Regions from separate parts of the Homo sapiens genome. Here region 1 is linked to region 2. Evidence: chromatin contacts called from ENCODE Hi-C data. All regions are on one chromosome and are shown on one strand. Each heading gives the region's core, a stretch centred on a gene start or an enhancer-like site at or near the end of the contact. The rest is flanking DNA. Distances are from core to core; before and after follow the strand shown. Region 1 holds the start of PLA2G12A (phospholipase A2 group XIIA). Region 2 holds the start of FAM241A (family with sequence similarity 241 member A).

Evidence for each region. A loop is a pair of places that touch in the nucleus more often than their neighbours do. Pooled maps may share reads with other maps.
Region 1: a loop to region 2 is called in a pooled map, with 10 times the contacts of the local background. The contact joins the promoter of PLA2G12A here to the promoter of FAM241A in region 2. A Hi-C loop is called at or near these places in 5 of 50 pooled maps.

Annotation. Positions count from the first base shown.
Region 1 is chr4:109,728,209-109,732,331 of GRCh38, reverse strand. It overlaps PLA2G12A (phospholipase A2 group XIIA), which reads left to right and starts at 2,262. Exons shown (of 4, transcript NM_030821.5): 1 at 2,262-2,730. The coding sequence starts at 2,523. It also overlaps a transcript of CFI not described here. RefSeq lists enhancers at 1,268-2,144, 2,804-2,873 and a silencer at 2,134-2,473.
Region 2 is chr4:112,144,082-112,148,850 of GRCh38, reverse strand. FAM241A (family with sequence similarity 241 member A) reads right to left here and starts at 3,397. Exons shown (of 2, transcript NM_152400.3): 1 at 3,118-3,397. The coding sequence starts at 3,270. RefSeq lists an enhancer at 2,487-2,626 and a silencer at 2,967-3,616.

The DNA of each region.
Region 1 (4,123 bases), core at 1,013-3,512, 2.4 Mb after region 2:
CATGGGGAAGACAGTGGAAAGATTTGCTTGAGAGAAAGAGAACAGCTGCATCAAGCCAGAAGAACTGGCATTTGAGAATTTAATCCCTAAGGAGAGATCAGACAAAGAAAACTACGTCTGATTCCTCAGAGTATAGGCTGTAGTTAAGGTGTAAGAAATTAGATGAGATCACAAAGAAGTAAATAAATAGAGAAAGTGGGGGAAAGGAGAGGCTTTGGGTCATAACTGAGGGCTGGAACTAGGTTATTTTATTACATTCTATCCTTTCTTTTGAAAGTCTTGTCCCTGGACTAGGGAGTTGTAAGAACCAAGCCTGGTTTAAGGATTCAGGTGGTGGTATCTCAGAGGTAATCTAGTCCAACTTTCATACTTTGGAGCTGAGAAACCAATGTTCCAGAAAGCTAAGACAATGATTCTAAGTTCCCTTTTTAAAATGTATTGAAATGTGTTGTCTAAAAATTAAAAAATAAAAATATCTGTGGTATTTTGTGAAGACAGAGGCCTTGGTTTGGAGTAGATACTGTCACATGACTTCTCACCTCGACTCTTTTATTGTAAAAGAGGAAGATAATAATACCTTCCAGGGAACATTCTTCCCCCTTCTCCATTGTGGTAGGAATTAATCACTGCCCAAGACTCCTGGTTGAGGGGCTGAGTGAAGTGCAGGCAGTCTCCAGCCAGGAGCTACACCGTTTGTTGGGCTACCCTGTTTGTAGGGAGGAATGCCTTTCTATGTTTCTAACTTGCCCAAAGTCTGCATCCTTGTAAAGTAGTGTTCTGAATGTGAGCGATCATATTCATGAAGTGCCTGGCACATAGTAAGCACTCAATAAAGAGGGATGTAATTTTTATGAACTGTGCACTGAACGTTTATTATAAGCTCATTTAGTTTGTAACAAACACAAAAGGCCAAACCTAGAACTTATTGGTAATTCTTATAGAAAGGACACACCTATGCCCAATACTTACTCACTTTCTTTTTTTTTTAGAGTCTCGCTCTGTGCCCCAAGCTGGAGTGCAGTGGTGCAATCTCAGCTCACTGCAACATCCATCCACCTCCTGGGTTCAAGTGATTCTCCTGCCTCCGCCTCCCGAGTAGCTGGGATTACAGGTGCCCGCCACCACGCCCAGCTAATTTTCTGTATTTTTGGTAGAGATGGGGTTTCACCATGTCAGCCAGGCTGGTCTCGAACTTCTGACCTCAGGAGTTCCAGGCCTCCCAAGGTGCTGGGATTACAGGCGTAAACCACCGCGCTTGGTCTGCCCAATACTTTCAACATTGCTCTGGATCTTACTGTAAAATTCTTGGAAACTGCTGTGATACTAAGATAACCAGATATTTACAACTGATACAAAGTACTACTGCAATAGTTATTTATGGATCCCGCACAATGCTGGGGGCAGGGTGGTAGGTACAGAGAAACAAACGTCACTGTAACTATCAAGTTACAAAATCCCTTGAGTAGAAAAACAATGACTTCCTTAAGATTTATTTTACTTTTTACTGTATTTAAGTTTACACTACTGTTTCTTCCTTACCAGGGGAGAATTTTATGATTTTTATGTTGGCCCATTTTCTTTTTCCGGAAAGTCTAAACTAGCATTTAGCTCGTCCTGATTAGAGTCAGGCACCGCCAAGGCATGGGTTGGCATCTTCCAGATCCCGCTCCCCCAACCGCGGCCACAGCAGATCTGGAGGACCGGGAGAGGACGCAAGGAGGAAAAGCCCTGCTCTGCGAGCTGACAGCCGGACTCTGCCCACATTGCCAATGGAACCACGTCTTCAAGCCGGAAACTCAGCTGGACCTCTCGCAGCGCTCTCTGCGAGGGGGCACAGGGGTTATTTTCTCCGATGTTGTCCACACCCAGAAAAGCTTGTCTCTCGGGGCTACTGTGCTGAGCCCCGACTGGTCAGGTTAGGCCACCGGGGTTAGCTCTGCAACTCTTGCTTCACGGTTAACAGCCCGGAGAGCTTTCTTAAAAAATACCGACGCCCACTGCCACCTGGGACAACGTAATCAGGCTCCCTAGAAAAGGGGCTCAGGCCTGGGTACTTTTTAAGGTTCTCTTGTGAACCAGGACCAAGGGTCTTGGGAGGGTGCCGCGGAGACCACGTGGGCATGGAGGCCCCGCCCCCGTTTCCCGCCCCGCGCGCCCCTCCCCCGGTTCCCCGCCCCCCCCAACCCCGCCCCCGCCCCGCCCCACCCCTGCGCGTCCCGCCCCTCCCGTGCGCCGCTGACGCGCCGTGCTCCGGCGCAGGCGCACAGGGGACGGTTGCTGGCCCAGGTGAGCGGGCGCGCTGGTCCAGGTGAGCGGGCGCGTCCCCGCGACGGCGCTGCCTGCCCGAGGCGGTTCACGTAAAGACAGCGAGATCCTGAGGGCCAGCCGGGAAGGAGGCGTGGATATGGAGCTGGCTGCTGCCAAGTCCGGGGCCCGCGCCGCTGCCTAGCGCGTCCTGGGGACTCTGTGGGGACGCGCCCCGCGCCGCGGCTCGGGGACCCGTAGAGCCCGGCGCTGCGCGCATGGCCCTGCTCTCGCGCCCCGCGCTCACCCTCCTGCTCCTCCTCATGGCCGCTGTTGTCAGGTGCCAGGAGCAGGCCCAGACCACCGACTGGAGAGCCACCCTGAAGACCATCCGGAACGGCGTTCATAAGATAGACACGTACCTGAACGCCGCCTTGGACCTCCTGGGAGGCGAGGACGGTCTCTGCCAGTATAAATGCAGTGACGGTGAGGGGGCACCCGGGCCCAGCGAGGGCTCGTGCTTTCGGGGGATTGGGGTGACGGAGATCCTGGAGGTGTGAGTGACAGATGCAAGGCAGACCTTGACGGTGTCCTTCGGCTGTGGAAAAACTTAACCACTGCTAGAATCTTGCCGTTCTAGTGATTGAGCAAGCTGGGTACAAGTTCGCACCACTATTGTTAGAATGTGAGAGGTCACATTCTAACGGAGAGGTGTACCCCCCGTCCCATTTGCATTGCTTCTGAATTACCTTTTCCCCCCCTCAATTGCACCAAGTTGCCGAAGAACTTACTGACGTAGGAATCATGGGAATAGAGTGGAACAGACTGGTTTTAGCTCATTTTTGCTTCTGTAAATTGGATGAACATGCGAAGCAAACTGAGAATTTAAAAACCATGCCGTATTAACTTTCTCTATAATTGATATTAAATGGTTTTTTTTCTGCAAACCCATAGACAATAACTTGCGACCTTTGTACAGACTTTTGGTGTACTCGAGTGTTGAGAAAGGGTTCCGATAACTCTTCTTTCCTTAGATATCAGTGACCCGCCTCCTCCTCATTGTTGGTTAACGTTAATACAGTTATCTTCATTTACTCTTTTAATATTTTTTGAACTTTCTCTTTGAACCTGAGAATTTGTTTGGTGGCGGTATGAGTACTAATCAACTCAGTATTTCAGGCAGAGATAGTTCTTTTGTAGCACATTTTTGAGTGCTTAAATATTTTAATAGGTCAGAAAAATATTGGACTTTTGTTTGGAAATTGAAAATGTTAAGAGAGCAGTTGGGAGATCATGTTTCCAATAAGATTAGCCAAGGTTAGAGTCTCATTATGCTGGCAGCGGAAAATAATCGGGGATCCAGTGACTTCATTGTTGGAACCTGATTGTATAGGTGAACTTAAAAGGAACTGGTATCATGTAAACCTATGATGCCACATGCTGCCTGCAATTTTCAAGATAATTTCTAGTTTTATGTTAATAGAAGTAAAGGATGAACTGTATCTTGTATACTTTAAAGCGCTGAACAGGTGCTGAGACATGTTGCATTGCTTCTTAAATTTGTGCCTAAACGTTACCACCTAAACGTATGCTTCATGAAGATGTTTTTATTCTTGTAGAACTTGTTCGGAGGATTAAGTGCATAATTTAAGGATCAAATAGTTGCCTTTCCTAAAGCAAATGTTACAGTTTTACTTAGTCATTCCTATTCATTATACAAATATTTGAGTCCCAACTGTGCTTCAGATGTTGTTCTAATTTGAGATTCAGCAGTTAATAAAACAGACAAAAATCTCTGTCCGTGGAGCTTGAGTTCTGGTGAGGGAGAGATGGGCAGTAAACTAGTAAATAAGTAAAATTAGGGGAAGTGTGGAGTCTG
Region 2 (4,769 bases), core at 2,148-4,647:
ATTTAAGGCATATAATAATGGACTAGAGATGTTTAGCCTTTCAGCTATGCATCAGGGCACAGAAACTCTTACATAAAGCCACCTGGCATTCACCCTCATGAACATACTTGGATCATCTCTCATACACACAATTACCAACACATATATGGAATAGCTGTGTCCTGTCCCTTCAGTTTCTTGGACATTCCCTGAAATTGCTTCTTTCCCTTGCTTATCTCTCTTTAGACACCTGATCCTATTTCAAACCTGGCACAGTTTCTTCATCTACAGGACTTGATTCATTCTCCCAAGGCCTCCTTTCTTAAGTGACTTGATTTTAACCAGGCATCCTTTGTCAATCGCCCTACCTGGAAAGACTCAGGCCAGAATGACAGAAGAACCTTCATTTTTTGCTCAAATGGAGTAGCATCTAAAGACAAATTGTTAAAAATGATGCAGACAATATCTTAACTAGTAATAAAACACCTATGTTAATACTAGGTGTTTTATATATTTCATATATATATGAAATAAGTAACAAAATAAAGATACATTTTGTTCTGGTATTGTAATAACAAGCTGATGAAAGAGCTTTCCAGGTTGAGGAAAAGGAATGAACCTTTCAGACAGAAGTGGAAAGAAAAATCAGTGAAGGAAGGGATGTATGTGGACGAGGATTTAGCTTGAGAAATAGCCCAAGAAAGAAACCTCCATCAAATTATTAGGAAAGGGCAAACTCTGTGAGGGGAATAGAAATAGAAAGGGACTTAATACAGAAAATTAGGTGTTGACAAAATCATTGAAAGAGCTAGAGGAGCACAAGTCAGGTGCCTCTGGAGCTATGGTGTTCAAGAGCATACAACCATAGCTCTTTTCTGGGTTAAAAGGAGCGCCTCTGCTAGCTCCTGCCTCTAATTTCCTCTCAATACCCATGAGGCTATCCATGACTCCGGAACACGAAGTGAGCGTGCCAAGTAGAAAAGACGGCAGGAAGATGGCCTCTGTCTCATTTCCAGCTAATTAGTTTTGGTTCTGTTCCTGTTTATATCATTGTTTTCATGGAAAAGTTCACCTTAAGTTCTAAATCATTAACTTAGAAACCAATCTTTCAAAAATATTCCATTTGTAATCTGGAGTCCTTGTATCCTTAAACCAACCAACAGGACAAACAAAAATCATCTCCCTAAATAAAAACTAAATAAAATGAGTCCTTGGGATATGTTCCATAGTTGTTAATTTCATTTCTTCCTCAAATATCTTTACACATGTAATACTATTTCTACCATCATTACATGGCAATGCATAATTTCATTTACAGAACTTGAAAAAAACTAGAAAACAAGGCTTTGTGATAACATTACCAAGAAACGTTTTATCAGAAAAGCTTGCTTTTTACAACAATGGGTTGGGTTGCACCAATTTTTTGCTTATTTTTGTCTTCTTGACTAATTCTTCTTTGGTGCTAATGTAGTAGGAAATGCCTATCTCCGGTGTGATTTTCAATTATTGTGTATGGGGGCTTAGAATACATTAATAAATCTTGAGGCAAAAACAGAATGATAAAAATAACACTTCAAAGGAGTACAGGAGAATGAACTTTCATGACATTCAATGAAGGAGGCAGGTATGCAAAGTGATATGTTTTCTAAGATGTACTTTTCATTTTTTGTTTTATCCTTTTACTTTGTACCATAAGCAATTTTGGAAAGACCACAACTATTAGTGATGTCTACATAATCATACTAATGAAGTACACAGAAGCTTAAATGAAGTATTTTTATATGCTCCCTTACAACTATTTGAAAATTTACTTTGGAAACCCCTGCTCAAATGCAACCCCTCCCCACCCCCAAAGGAATTCTTGTGCTGTCTTCTTCACTTTTCCAGTTAAGCAATTTAAGTTAGAGGAAATCAAGCCCTTGAGCAAATGAATAGTTAACGGGAAAAACCACTAGGAAGGGAATCCGAAGAACAAGCTACCAAATTATTTGCTTGAGTCACTTTCTCTTATATTGTCACAGATGAAAAATTACACTCCACGTGGTGATCAAACCTAACGCTAAGGCATATTTTGTGTGCCACACAGTATTACTCTGTTTCCTAAGTAACCTATTGAAACAATGTAAGGTATACATCTATTAATGCATTTAGTGATGATACTGGAATTTGTGAAACGTGACAGAAAGGACAGATGAAGAAAGATGAGGAGAGACAGGTATTAATTGTCCTAACAGTACAGGCTGTAATAAAGGCCAATAATCATTTGAATTCCTGCTCCTTAATGTGAGTCTAAAGAGCGGCTTACCTCAGGTATTTGGAAAGTCTAAATACTGTATTTGCTGTAGAAAATTCATCCAACATACAATTCAATTTTTAAAATTAAACCTTTTGCCTAATCTTTAAGATATTTGATGTTATAATGCCCATTATCACACTTTATTTAAATGAGATAAACTCAGAGAGTTTAAAAAATTACGCAACTTCTCTTTTCCCTTACTATGGCTGGCCTCTTATAACCGAAAGCAATATTCTTGCCTCTCCACTTTTTAACTGAAGCTTTGATCTCATCTGTATTTATGAAGAACGTGCTCTGGGAGAGTCCCTGTCAAGACATTCATTGTAACACCCGCTCCTACTCATGCTTTCAGCGCTGCCCGTGGACGGAATCCACCCACACCTTCCAGACACGCTAGGTGTGGGCTCGGAAACGCAAGATGGAGGGCGGGAGGGGAGCCGGCGTCTCCTAAACCTGGCGCAGGGCACGGACTCGAAGTTGAAAAAGAAGTGTTTACAAGTGAGGCTTTTAAATAAATCACCGCTATGGAGGGCATTTCCTCCGAGCCCTGGGCGCCAGCCTGAGAATCCTCTGCCGGACGCCAGGGGACGAACCACGCTGACCCCGCCAGACACGCGACCCCGGGGCCGGCGCTGGCGTCTGCACTCGCGCGACCCCGCCGCTCCTCCTGGGAGCGCCGTCTAACCGCTCCCGGCGACGACTTCCCAGAGCGCCGGGGAGCCAGTGCCCACGCGGGGCAGAGCTGCGGCGCGGCCCGCGGGCCGGGCCCCTTCCCTCCAACGCCGGGCGGGGCTCGCGGCCCCCGACCCGGCCGCTTCGCCGCCGCCCCTCCCCGCGCTCACCTGCTCGCTCTCCTTCGGCCGCTGTCCGCGCCGCCGCGGGCTCGCCCCGGGATCCCACCCGGTCCCTGCCGCCTCCCGCTCCGCCAGCGCGTCCCCGTCCTCGTCGCGTTCCCCGCCGTCGCCGCCCCGCAGCAGCTCCCCGGCTGAGCACATCCCGCAGCCAACTCCTACCGCCCCGGACAGCCGCCGGAGGACCACGCCGCGACGCACCAGGCAGCGCCGCCGCCCGAAGGCTGCCCTGGGATCCGCCGCACCCGCCGCTGACAGGAGCCGCCGGAGCGCGCCCCGCCGGCCTGGGCGCCTGAAGTACCAGCCCGGCCCCTCCTGTCACTGGCTCGCCCAACCCCCGGCCGTCGGGGCGGAGCCGTACAGGGGAGGGGCCAAGACAGGGGGCGGGGCCAACGGTGTGTTGGGGGGCGGGGGTGTGTGTGTGAGATTGAGAGAGAGGCCGACAGACTGAGAGAAGAAGGGTGTTGTGTGAAAAACTATGGACATACACTGCATGAGGGAGATTGTACATGAGAGAGGCTGTGTGTATGTATGAGGGATATTGTGTGTGCGTAAGAGACCGTTAGAGAGTGTGAGAGAGACGCTGAGCGTGATTTGTGTGTGTGTGTGAGAGAGATTCTATATAAAAGAAACTGCGTATAAGAGATTGTATGCACTTTGGGAGGCCGAGGCGGGCAGATAGCTTGAGCCCAGGAGTTGGAGACCAGCCTGGGCAACCCCATCTCTACTAAAAATAGAATTAGGCGGGCGTGGTGGCGGCAGTGTGGTCCCAGCTACTCAGGAGGCTGAGGTGGGAGGATCGTCTCAGCGCGGGAAGTCGAGGCTGCAGTGAGCAGAGATCACACCACTGCACTCCAGCGTGGGCGACAGAACCAGACCCCGTTTCAGAGAGAGAGAGAGAGAGAGAGAGGAGGGGGGGGGGAAAGAGAGAGAGAGAGAGAGAGAGAGAGAGATTGAGATTGTATGTGTATGCAAGAGACTGTGAGAGAGAGATTGTATGAGGGAACAACAGAAACTGAGAGAGATCAAGTGTGAAAGAGAAATTACTTGTGTGAGAGAGCCAGTGCATATATTTAAGAGAGAGCGCATTTGTATAAGAGATTAGTGTGTGTGGGTTTGTATGTGAGAGAGAAACACACACATGCACCCAGTTACACTCTCCAGCAGAGTACCCCTGTTCTTGCCTGAGTATCTGCCCGTCCTTTTCAAGGAAGACACATTTCACTGTCCCTCTTGTTCCTTTAGCCTCCTTTCCTAGTGTCTCACTGAAGGTCTGTGTATTTGTCCCTTTCTGTTGAGTGCTTCCTAGTGTGTGTTGTTTGTTGGAGCCTTGGGTCGTTTGATGGTGTATCAAATGATGTATCTTTCTGTAACTGGGTAAGAATATGTCTTTCTCAGTGGGTGGTGAGGGGAATATATCCAATTGATAATTATTTTTTGTACTACTCCATCCATTTTATTCAAGGAAAATGGAAGGGTGTTTAAATAAAATATCACTTTTTTTTCTGTGTATGCCTTATCTGTACATTGGGAAAACGATGGGTTATTGTACAGGTAAAATACAGAAAAGTAAATATGGAAAGTAAACATGTGTACACATGGAGAAGAGTAAGAGTTATTTGGGATCTTCTATTAAAATGTTT